Regions from separate parts of the Homo sapiens genome. Here all the other regions are linked to region 1. The links are chromatin contacts, found by Hi-C or POLR2A ChIA-PET in ENCODE. All regions are on one chromosome and are shown on one strand. The core of a region is the stretch at or near the end of the contact, and the rest is flanking DNA. Distances in the headings are between cores, read along the strand shown. Region 1 has its middle 50 kb from the start of ARL8B. Region 2 has its middle 58 kb from the start of BHLHE40-AS1. Region 3 holds the start of ARL8B (ARF like GTPase 8B).

What was found. A loop is a pair of places that touch in the nucleus more often than their neighbours do. ChIA-PET counts read pairs that join two places held with the same protein, here RNA polymerase II (POLR2A). Pooled maps may share reads with other maps.
Region 2: POLR2A ChIA-PET joins it to region 1 with 12 read pairs in BJ. The contact joins two enhancer-like sites. POLR2A ChIA-PET finds 5 or more read pairs at or near these places in 8 of 52 experiments (A673, BJ, CD8-positive, alpha-beta memory T cell and 4 more).
Region 3: a loop to region 1 is called in a map of gastrocnemius medialis, with 8 times the contacts of the local background. The contact joins the promoter of ARL8B here to the enhancer-like site in region 1. A Hi-C loop is called at or near these places in 3 of 168 maps with a recorded cell type or tissue (HCT116, K562 and gastrocnemius medialis) and 1 of 50 pooled maps. POLR2A ChIA-PET finds 5 or more read pairs at or near these places in 8 of 52 experiments (A549, AG04450, CD8-positive, alpha-beta memory T cell and 5 more).

What each region holds. Positions count from the first base shown.
Region 1 is chr3:5,071,277-5,074,071 of GRCh38, forward strand. No RefSeq gene overlaps it. Among named protein-coding and RNA genes, the nearest start is that of ARL8B, 50 kb to the right of the region's middle. Within about 2 kb of position 1,400, at least 2 of the 41 ENCODE cell types and tissues checked have a DNase peak (open chromatin) inside an H3K27ac peak, as active enhancers do; they include gastrocnemius medialis, where a contact is called at or near this core.
Region 2 is chr3:5,036,646-5,039,505 of GRCh38, forward strand. No RefSeq gene overlaps it. Among named protein-coding and RNA genes, the nearest start is that of BHLHE40-AS1, 58 kb to the left of the region's middle. Within about 2 kb of position 1,331, at least 2 of the 41 ENCODE cell types and tissues checked have a DNase peak (open chromatin) inside an H3K27ac peak, as active enhancers do.
Region 3 is chr3:5,120,952-5,123,853 of GRCh38, forward strand. It overlaps ARL8B (ARF like GTPase 8B), which reads left to right and starts at 1,341. Exons shown (of 7, transcript NM_018184.3): 1 at 1,341-1,637. The coding sequence starts at 1,515. LOC124906212 (a long non-coding RNA gene) reads left to right here and starts at 2,108. Exons shown (of 2, transcript XR_007095800.1): 1 at 2,108-2,765. RefSeq lists a silencer at 1,147-1,406.

The sequences.
Region 1 (2,795 bases), core at 150-2,649:
AAACCATTTCTGCTCAGAATCCCCCACACACACTAACCCATCTCTTAGTATCAACAAAAAGTCTCTGCAGCTTGTAAGTTCTGAGAAGACTAAGAGAACATGAGTTCCCCCAAGTGGCGTATGTTTATTCATCCTCTAATACACGGGCATCCATTTCCTTCATCCTTGTTGGCACACTTGCTTTAAAAGGATGCTGAACTTTGTGCATGGACAAATACAGTATTATTTCTGAATTCATAGGCAGACTGGCTGCACCAGACTCCCCTGAATCTCTTTCCCATTTTATACTCAGTATTTGTTTGATAGCTGGCACCTTAACAATGAGAAATACTATGGGTCAAAACGTAATATGATAACCTCTCATGCATCTGTAAACATGTTAACTTTCTCCTCCATAAGGGACCCCAAACCTCCTTAACTATTTTTGGGTGATGTTCATTCCTTTTCTAGTTGAGCTACACTGCCCTTTTGATATCCTGTGACTTAAATACTGAAATACAAGGTTAAATACTGAAATACAAGGTTATACTGAAATACAAGGTTAAATCGTGACTTAAATACTGAAATACAACGTTAAATCGTATTAGCACATTTTTTTTAATGAGAGGTGGGTTGGGGGTGGTAACCCCCAGGCTCTGTCACCCAGGCATTCTGGGTGAGCACCCAGAGAGCACCCCAGGCACTCTGTCACCCAGGCTAGAGTGCAGTGGCGAGATCATAGCTCACTGAAGCTTTGATTTTGCAGGCTCAAGTGATCCTTCTGCATCGGCCTCCATGACAAAATCGGGAAGAAATGCCCATAACTATAACAGACCTAGTTTCTGCAATTAGTCACATGGTCATAACTGATATTTACACCTGCCTTCTTCCCCGCCCCATTGCATGTTGGTTGTGGCTCCTTCCCTGAGCCTATATCTTCATTCCTAACCCACTGACAGTGGCCTTTTTTAATGAAGGGCATAGAATATGAGAAGGTCACAACAGGATCAGGTTGCTGTGAAAGCTGCTCCCTGCTTGAGCCCTACAACCCAAAAGATAGGATGCAGCTTGAAGTATCTGTGGCTGAGAGATGCTGTTTGGAGCTGCTGGTTAGGGGTGGATCAGCATAGAACCTCAGGATTTGGGAGCAAAGCTGTGTCCTCCTCTGCAGAGCGCTACATATTCACCTTTTGAGAAGGCTTTTTGGGTTTTCTACAGGACCTAAGGGGAGACTGAATGTTTTATCCCAAGCTGCCAAGTTACCATGTGACCTGAGCCATCCATCATGAACTGGGCATTGTGCTCACTTGCTCTTCAGAAATTGTGAAATATCAGAGCATGTGTCAACCTGCAAGAGCCCAGACAATGTTGTCACATGGATTTCTGCAAAAGTTAGGAGACCTGAGTTATGGTCCTAACCAGTGCTGCCAGCTGGCTGGGTGACTTGAGTGTTAGCTTCCTCATCTGTAAAGTAAGGGCACTCGCATGCATGTAGAAAGAATCCAGCAAACCTGGCGTAGGGTGTCATGCCATCAACTGGAGTCTATTGGGCAGTAAATCTGCTCAGTAAGGGTGTCTCCAAAAAGATTTCACCATCAGATCAGTTTGCTAAGCCTGTTTATGCCAGTTGCTTTCTTGTGTGACTTCTCAGTGTTTCTAATATTCTAATGTGCATGTTGGTGGGGGTATTGAAAGGGAGTAATATACTCACAGAGTAACATACTGTGAGAAGAGTATGTGTATTGTTCCCCAAACTTATCATAAATATATATATATAATGTATAATATAAATGTAAAAATGTATAAAACCCCTTTTTATTGCAGATACTTATTCATATCACCTGGAGGTAGGCTTTCATGGAATACAGGTTAGGAAATTCTCATCAAGTGCTCCGTTAACATAATAAGCAGTTGTTAAAATCGGTAAGATTTATGTCTGGGTTTATACATGAAATGTTTACAGAAAATAGAGATTTATGTTAAAAAGAGCCCAAGATGAAATTACATGTGTGTATTGATGATAGCTATGAAAAACGGTGTCTAATTATATCAAGGAAAAGAGAAAAATAAGAGATGGGTAGTGTTTGAGAACTGAGTGATTGTTCTTCTATTTATTGAATTAATCAGTTTAATCAATTAAGTTATCAAATGAAGTGTTGGACTGAATGGGTTTTCAGACTGTACCCCTGGTGGCCACGAACAAGGACATGGTCAAGGAGAGAGTGATCAGGATTCTGGGGTTCTACCCTCTGCTTTAACAAAGCAATTTGGCTTTTATCTGAAAGTGGAGACACAGGTTGAGGGGTCAGGACGCCTGAGTTCAAATCTTATCTCCCACAGTCACTGGCAATATGACCTTGGGCCATCTCTCTGACCTCTTGTATCTTTCTCTGTAAAATGGAAGAAATAAGAACAGCTCTCTTGTAAAATTGTGGTCCAGATGAAATGCGATAATCCAGGTAAAGTACAAAGCACAATACCAGGCACATAGTCATGTACTTAATAAATGTGAACTACTAACATTCTTCTAGACTGGGCATGGTGGTTCATGCCTGTAACCCCAGCACTTTGGGAGGACAAGGTGGGAGGACCGCTTGAAGCCAGGAGTTCAAGACCAGCCTAGGCAATAAATCATGACCCTGTCTCTATAAAAATTAAAAAAAAAAATTATCTGGGTGTGGTGGCACACACCTACCTGTAGAGGCTGAGGTGGGAGGATCTCTTGAGCCCAGGAGTTTGAGGCTGCTGTGAGCTATGATGGTGCCACTGCATCCTGGCCTGGGTGGGTGACAGAGGGAGAGACACTGTCTCTTAAA
Region 2 (2,860 bases), core at 81-2,580, 35 kb before region 1:
GAGGCAGGTTGTGTGAGATGATGTATATGCCTGTGTATAGCAATTGCTCAATAAAAGTTATCAAGAATATGATTGCTATTACTACTATTACAATTCACACCTGGAGCATTTTAAGAAAACATCAGACACAGTCGTGGAACATGGATGTGCCCCTGAGTGTAGGAGGGAGAGAGCCGGGGCCAAGTTCCCTTCTGATAACATCATGGGCTCCAAGGTGGCCATGGCTGGTTCCTTCACCCTTTTGGTCCCCAGATTCTCCTTCTAGGGAACAATGGCATCCAGAAGTGGGGGTTGGGTGGAAAAAGAGATTAGAGAGTCTCTACAGACAAGAGAAAAGGGAAGCTAGCTCACTGCAATCAATTTGATTACCAGGCAGTCATGCCTCCTCATTTGAACCCCAAAGACCCACGTCTTCCTCGATTGCTCACTCAACTAACAGATTAAATCATCTCTAACACGCAATGACTGTGTTATGTTTAAAAAGAAGCGTTTCCAAGGCTCACATACAAAGGAGGTGCCCGCCTTGTGTCTTGACCACAGTGATATAAAAATTAACTGCATTGATCATATCCTTCCTGGGCTCCACTTTATCATCCTTCTGGGCTAGGTGGTCAGTAGCAAAGAGAGCCATGGAGTCGCATAGAAATATACCCAGCCACCCCAGCTTTAGAGTCAGGTGAGTCCTGGGTTCAAATCCCACTCCCACCGCATGTTAGTACTTGTACCTGAACCAGTTACTTGAACTCCTCAAGGGATCATATTTTAAATGGGGATAAACATGACGCCTCACATCATGGGTATGTCGTGAAGGCTGAAGCACAAGTGGAGTGGACAGTCCTGAGCATAGTGCCTGGCACAGGGGAAATGCTGCACATAGGAAGTAAAGGGGTTACCGTCAACCTCTGAGCGTTGCATGTGTGCATGTAACGTGTGCGTGTGCATGTGTGTGTTGTGTGTGTGTGTGTGTATGTTTAAAATAAGCATGTTCTCTAACTCTAAGCCTTCTGTCTTTATGGTCCTCCTGAAATCACACCTTGAACAGCAGCCTGCCTATTTTAGGCAGCTCACCAGCTGGACGTGATGTCCCATGAGCAACAGTCAGAAGGAAGTGAGGATGTGTAAGCTGGGAGCTAAGTGGGACATGATCATTGTCATCAGGAAGGGCTGCCATAGGAAAGGTGCTTTAATTCACACTGTTTCAACCCAGAGGACTAAGACCCATGGGCGAATGCCTCTAGGAGGCAGAGGAACAACTGTCTTGCAATCAGAGAAGTCAAAAAAAAGAAGGGGACTGCCTCAAGGCTTACTCAGCTGCCTGTGTGGATGTGTTCAAGCTGAGGCTAGGTGACCAGGTGTCAAAAATGTGGTCAAAGTGATTCCTGATGTAGGAAGTTGGACCAGACGAGTAGCTTTCAGCTGGATACAGAGGAGGTGGTGGGCAGGGCTCGGGGTCTCCACACTCTTACAGCTACCACAGCACTTCCTCTTTTGTCTGTTTTATATATTTGGGCTCCTGAAGATTTGAAGATTTAGCTATTTAAAATAAGAGGTTGTGGTGTTTTTTTTTTTTTTTTTTTTTTTTTTTTTTTTTTTTTTTTAAGCCCCTGGCCTGGATGACTTTTTGAGGCCTCTTGGAACTTTGGGGCTCCAAGTCGATGATTCAGAATTGCCTGTGACCTTGTGTATTTGTCAGAACTCTTTTTGGTTGCAAGTGTCAAAACTCCTCTCAATGTGGCTAAAGCAAGAAGTGGATTTAAGTAACTTGAGAAGCCTGCAGGGCTGTTGTGGTAGTTCGCAGAACTGGAAAACAGAGTGCAGCAGCCATGGCCTCCAGGACTAGAACCAGCAACCCAGGGCTGCCCAGACTCTCTTTCTTTGTCTGGCTCTTGGCTCTGCTTTTCTCACTTCTCTCTGAGTTGGCCTCTGGGGCACATGGCAGCCAGCAGCCCCAGTTGTGGGAAAGGGATTTGGCTCAGGTCATCCATCTGGGCCCACATTTTGAGCTCTCAGTTACCTCTGGCAATTTAGAAGATGGAGAAGTGGGTCAAGTTTAAACAAACAAACGAAAAATGGAATAGGGGAGCTGGGAGTGGTGGCCTTTTCCTATAGTCCCAGCTACTTGGGAGGATGAGGCTGGAGGATGGATGGAGGCCAGGAGCTTGAGGCCAGCCTAGGCAGCACAGTGAAAATGCCTCTCCCCTGACCCTGTCTCTACAAAAAATACATATTTTAAGTTGGCCCAGCATGGTGGTGCCTGCCTGTAGACCTAGCCACTTGTGAGGCTGAGGCAGGAAGGTTGCTTGAGCCTAGGAGTTTGAGGTTACAGTGAGATATGATCATACCACACTGCACTCCGGCCTGGATGACAGAGTAAGACCCTGTTTCTAAACAAAAAAACAAACAAACAGGCTGGGTGTGGTGGCTCATGCCTGTAATCCCAGCACTTTGGGAGGCCAAGGCGGGCAGATCACTTGACGTCAGGCGTTTGAGACCAGCCTAGCTGACATGGTGAAACCCTGTCTCTACCAAAAAATATAAAAATTAGCTGGGCGTGGTGGCACGTGCCTGTAATCCCAGCTACTCGGGAGGCTGTGGCAGGAGGGTTGCTTGAACCTAGGAGGCAGAGGCTACAGTGAGCCAGGATGGCGCCACTGCACTCTAGCCTGGGTGACATAGCAAGACTCTGTCTCAAAACCAACCGACCAACCAACCAACCAACAGACAAACAAGGAATAGGGTTCCTCAGTTTGGGGGCTGGTGAAAAAGAACACTGAACAGGAAGACAAGAGACTTGAATTTGAATCCCCAAATATGCTTGTGCTACTGATCAGCTGCAAGCCAGAAGCGTCTTTTCAAAAGG
Region 3 (2,902 bases), core at 91-2,590, 50 kb after region 1:
CACCATGTCCCGCTAATTTTTGTATTTTTAGTAGAGACGGGGTTTCACCATGTTGGTCGGGCTGGTCTTGAACTCCCAACCTGAGGTGATCTGCCCGCCTTGACCTCCCAAAGTGCTGGGATTACAGGCATGAGCCACTGCACCCGGCCTGGGCTAATTTTTTGTATCTTTAGTAGAGACGGGGTTTCACCTTGTTGGCCAGGCTGGTCTCAAACTCCTGACCTCCTGATCCACCTGCCTCAGCCTCTCAAAGTGTTTGGATTACAGGCTGTGAGCCACCGCGCCCAGCCCAGTTCTGGCTGGTTTTACAGAGGCCAAGCACTTCAATACCTTTCCCGTCCCTGATTCACTTTCTGATGTGGAGGGCCTGATTATAATACTTTTACTTTATTTATTTTTTAATTGTTGTTTTTTGAGACGAGGGTCTCACTCTATCACCCAGGCTGAAGTGCAGTGGCATGATCTCAGCTCACTGCAACCTTCGCCTCCTGGGTTCACACAATTCTCCCACCTCGGCTTCCCAAGCAGCTGAGGCTACAGGTGCATGCCACCACGTTCGGCTAATTTTGTATTTTTAGTAGAGATGGGGCTTCACCATGTTGGTCAGGCTGGTCTCAAACTCCTGACCTCAGGTGATCTGCCCACCTTTGCCTCCCAAAGTGCTGGGATTACAGGCATGAGCCACCGCGCCCTGCCTGATTATAATACATTTAAATGTTAAGTCGCCACCCCAAATGAACATAGGTCATATGCAACATACAGATTTGTTCACTATGTGTGTAAGACCACCTTCATACATATTAATAGCTCCTTCCATAAGTTAAATATGTTTACTTGGCCAACTCCTCAATATAAATTCTTGTTGCACCCTTCCCTCTCTCAAAGTGCTTACTTTTGTTTTTTTTGGCCCGAGGCTGCACGTCCTGCCTACAGCTTATAATCCCCTTCTTAAGAAATAATGCTCTCCTTTCTAAATTTATAAACGGTGTCATTTTTAAGTTAACACTATCTTTTGCTACTACCAAAAATGTAGGACAGGAATTTTTATTCCACGCCAACTCTTCCAGAGTCTTGAAGTCTTCCTGCAGATTGTTAATGAACAATTATAGCAAAAAATGAATGAATGAATTAACGAATGTATAAGTGGATGAATGACGAATGAACCAACAATGAATGAATGTAGAGAAAGCCTCAAGGGGGCCCGAGGGTACGCTGTGCTGCGGAGCATGCCCACCAGGTGGCGATGCCAGCGGCGGGCGGGCCTGGCCGGATTGGCCGCGCCGCTCTTGCCGTGGGTGCCGACGGCGGCGCCGGGACGGGCGTGGGGGGTAGGGCGAGTCATATGATCCGCTCGGCTTCCTGGGTCTGGCTGCTGCCGCCCGCCGGTGTCCGCCCGTGTCGCGCCGGGGCACCAAGGAGCCGTTGGAGGGTCCGGGCGGAGGCCCGCTCGTGTGGAAGTCGTCGACGCCGCCGCTCGTCCGTCCTCCCGTCCGTTCTCGCTCCCGGCCGCCATCATGCTGGCGCTCATCTCCCGCCTGCTGGACTGGTTCCGTTCGCTCTTCTGGAAGGAAGAGATGGAGCTGACGCTCGTGGGGCTGCAGTACTCGGGCAAGACCACCTTCGTCAATGTCATCGCGGTGAGCGCCCGCCCACTCACTCGCCCGGGGCTCCGCAGCCAGGAGTCCGGCCCGGCGCTTCTCCAAGGCCTGAGTTGGGGCCCCCCTCGGCGCGATGGGACTGATGGCGGGGGGCGTGCGAAGCTGGGCCTGTCATCTCCCGAGGGCCAGCATTTGGAATTTCCCGCGTGTTGGCGGCGCGGGGAGTAGCACTGAGATCGGCAGCGGAAGGGTTAAGTCAGTGTAGACATTTTCCAAGGGCTGTGTCCTCAACGCCGCGGGGGCTCGGAAAGAGTTAAATTGAACTCGTCACATTTTTAAAGCGCTTGGGGATTGGGGTTTCCCTTGGGTTTGCCCAGTAGGGGCAGCCAAAGAGTTAAGTCCAGTCTGTCACTTTCCCAAAGGGTGGGATTTGGCAAATCCGTCAGCCGTACGAGAAAGCGTAAGCATTAAGAGCCTCTCTTAAGTTGCCACTTTGGACCAATAGACCCATTGTGAAAGCGGGAGACCAGTGTGAGCGCCTTCCTGAATTCTGTGGGCCGCTGGTCCCATCTAATTCAGTTACTTGTTTTCACCCGTCCCCCAGGCGCGGAGACCAAGCTCATTGCTGAGCTCCAGCTAGCCCACAATACATAGTATTTATTAAGCTAAGAGTTAATTGTCTTAAGCGACTAGATAAGATGGATCTGCAGTTAGCATAAAGTTAACTACCCTGCGAAAGAGGAGTTGGTCTTTAAATGGTGTTTTTCACTTGAAGAGAAAAGAAGGTACTGGGCAGGAACATAGCTTAGCAGGCCTAGGGAATGGGTGGAAGGAAAATTGCACTGAGGACTTACATAGAATGTGGTGTTTGTTCAGCAATGATTGAGTAGAAAGGTGATTGTTTCGTTTTGCTTGTTTGGTTGGTTGGGAAATAAATAGGAGTGAAAGATTTCGCCTCGATCTTTATTTAGAGCCCAAGAGTTGTTGTGACTCAGTTTTAGCTGGTAGTGGCTTGTACACGCCAGGGGAGTTTTAGAACTGTTCTGAAGAGAGATGGCAGCAGTTCTTCCACCTTTTCGATGACTGTTGAAATCCTGAAGATTAGCTGTCCGACTGGTTAGGTTACACAAGATGATTCAAACACAGCTTTCATGTTTGAGAAAATAGGTAACTTGTGATTCTTAGTCCTTGCACTAATAAAGCAACAGGAATGAGTAAGTCTTGGAGAAAAAGAGATTAGCAGAAACCCCAAAGTCCTTTGAAGAATGATGTATATAAGGAAGATTTACCTGCTTGTTGTTCGG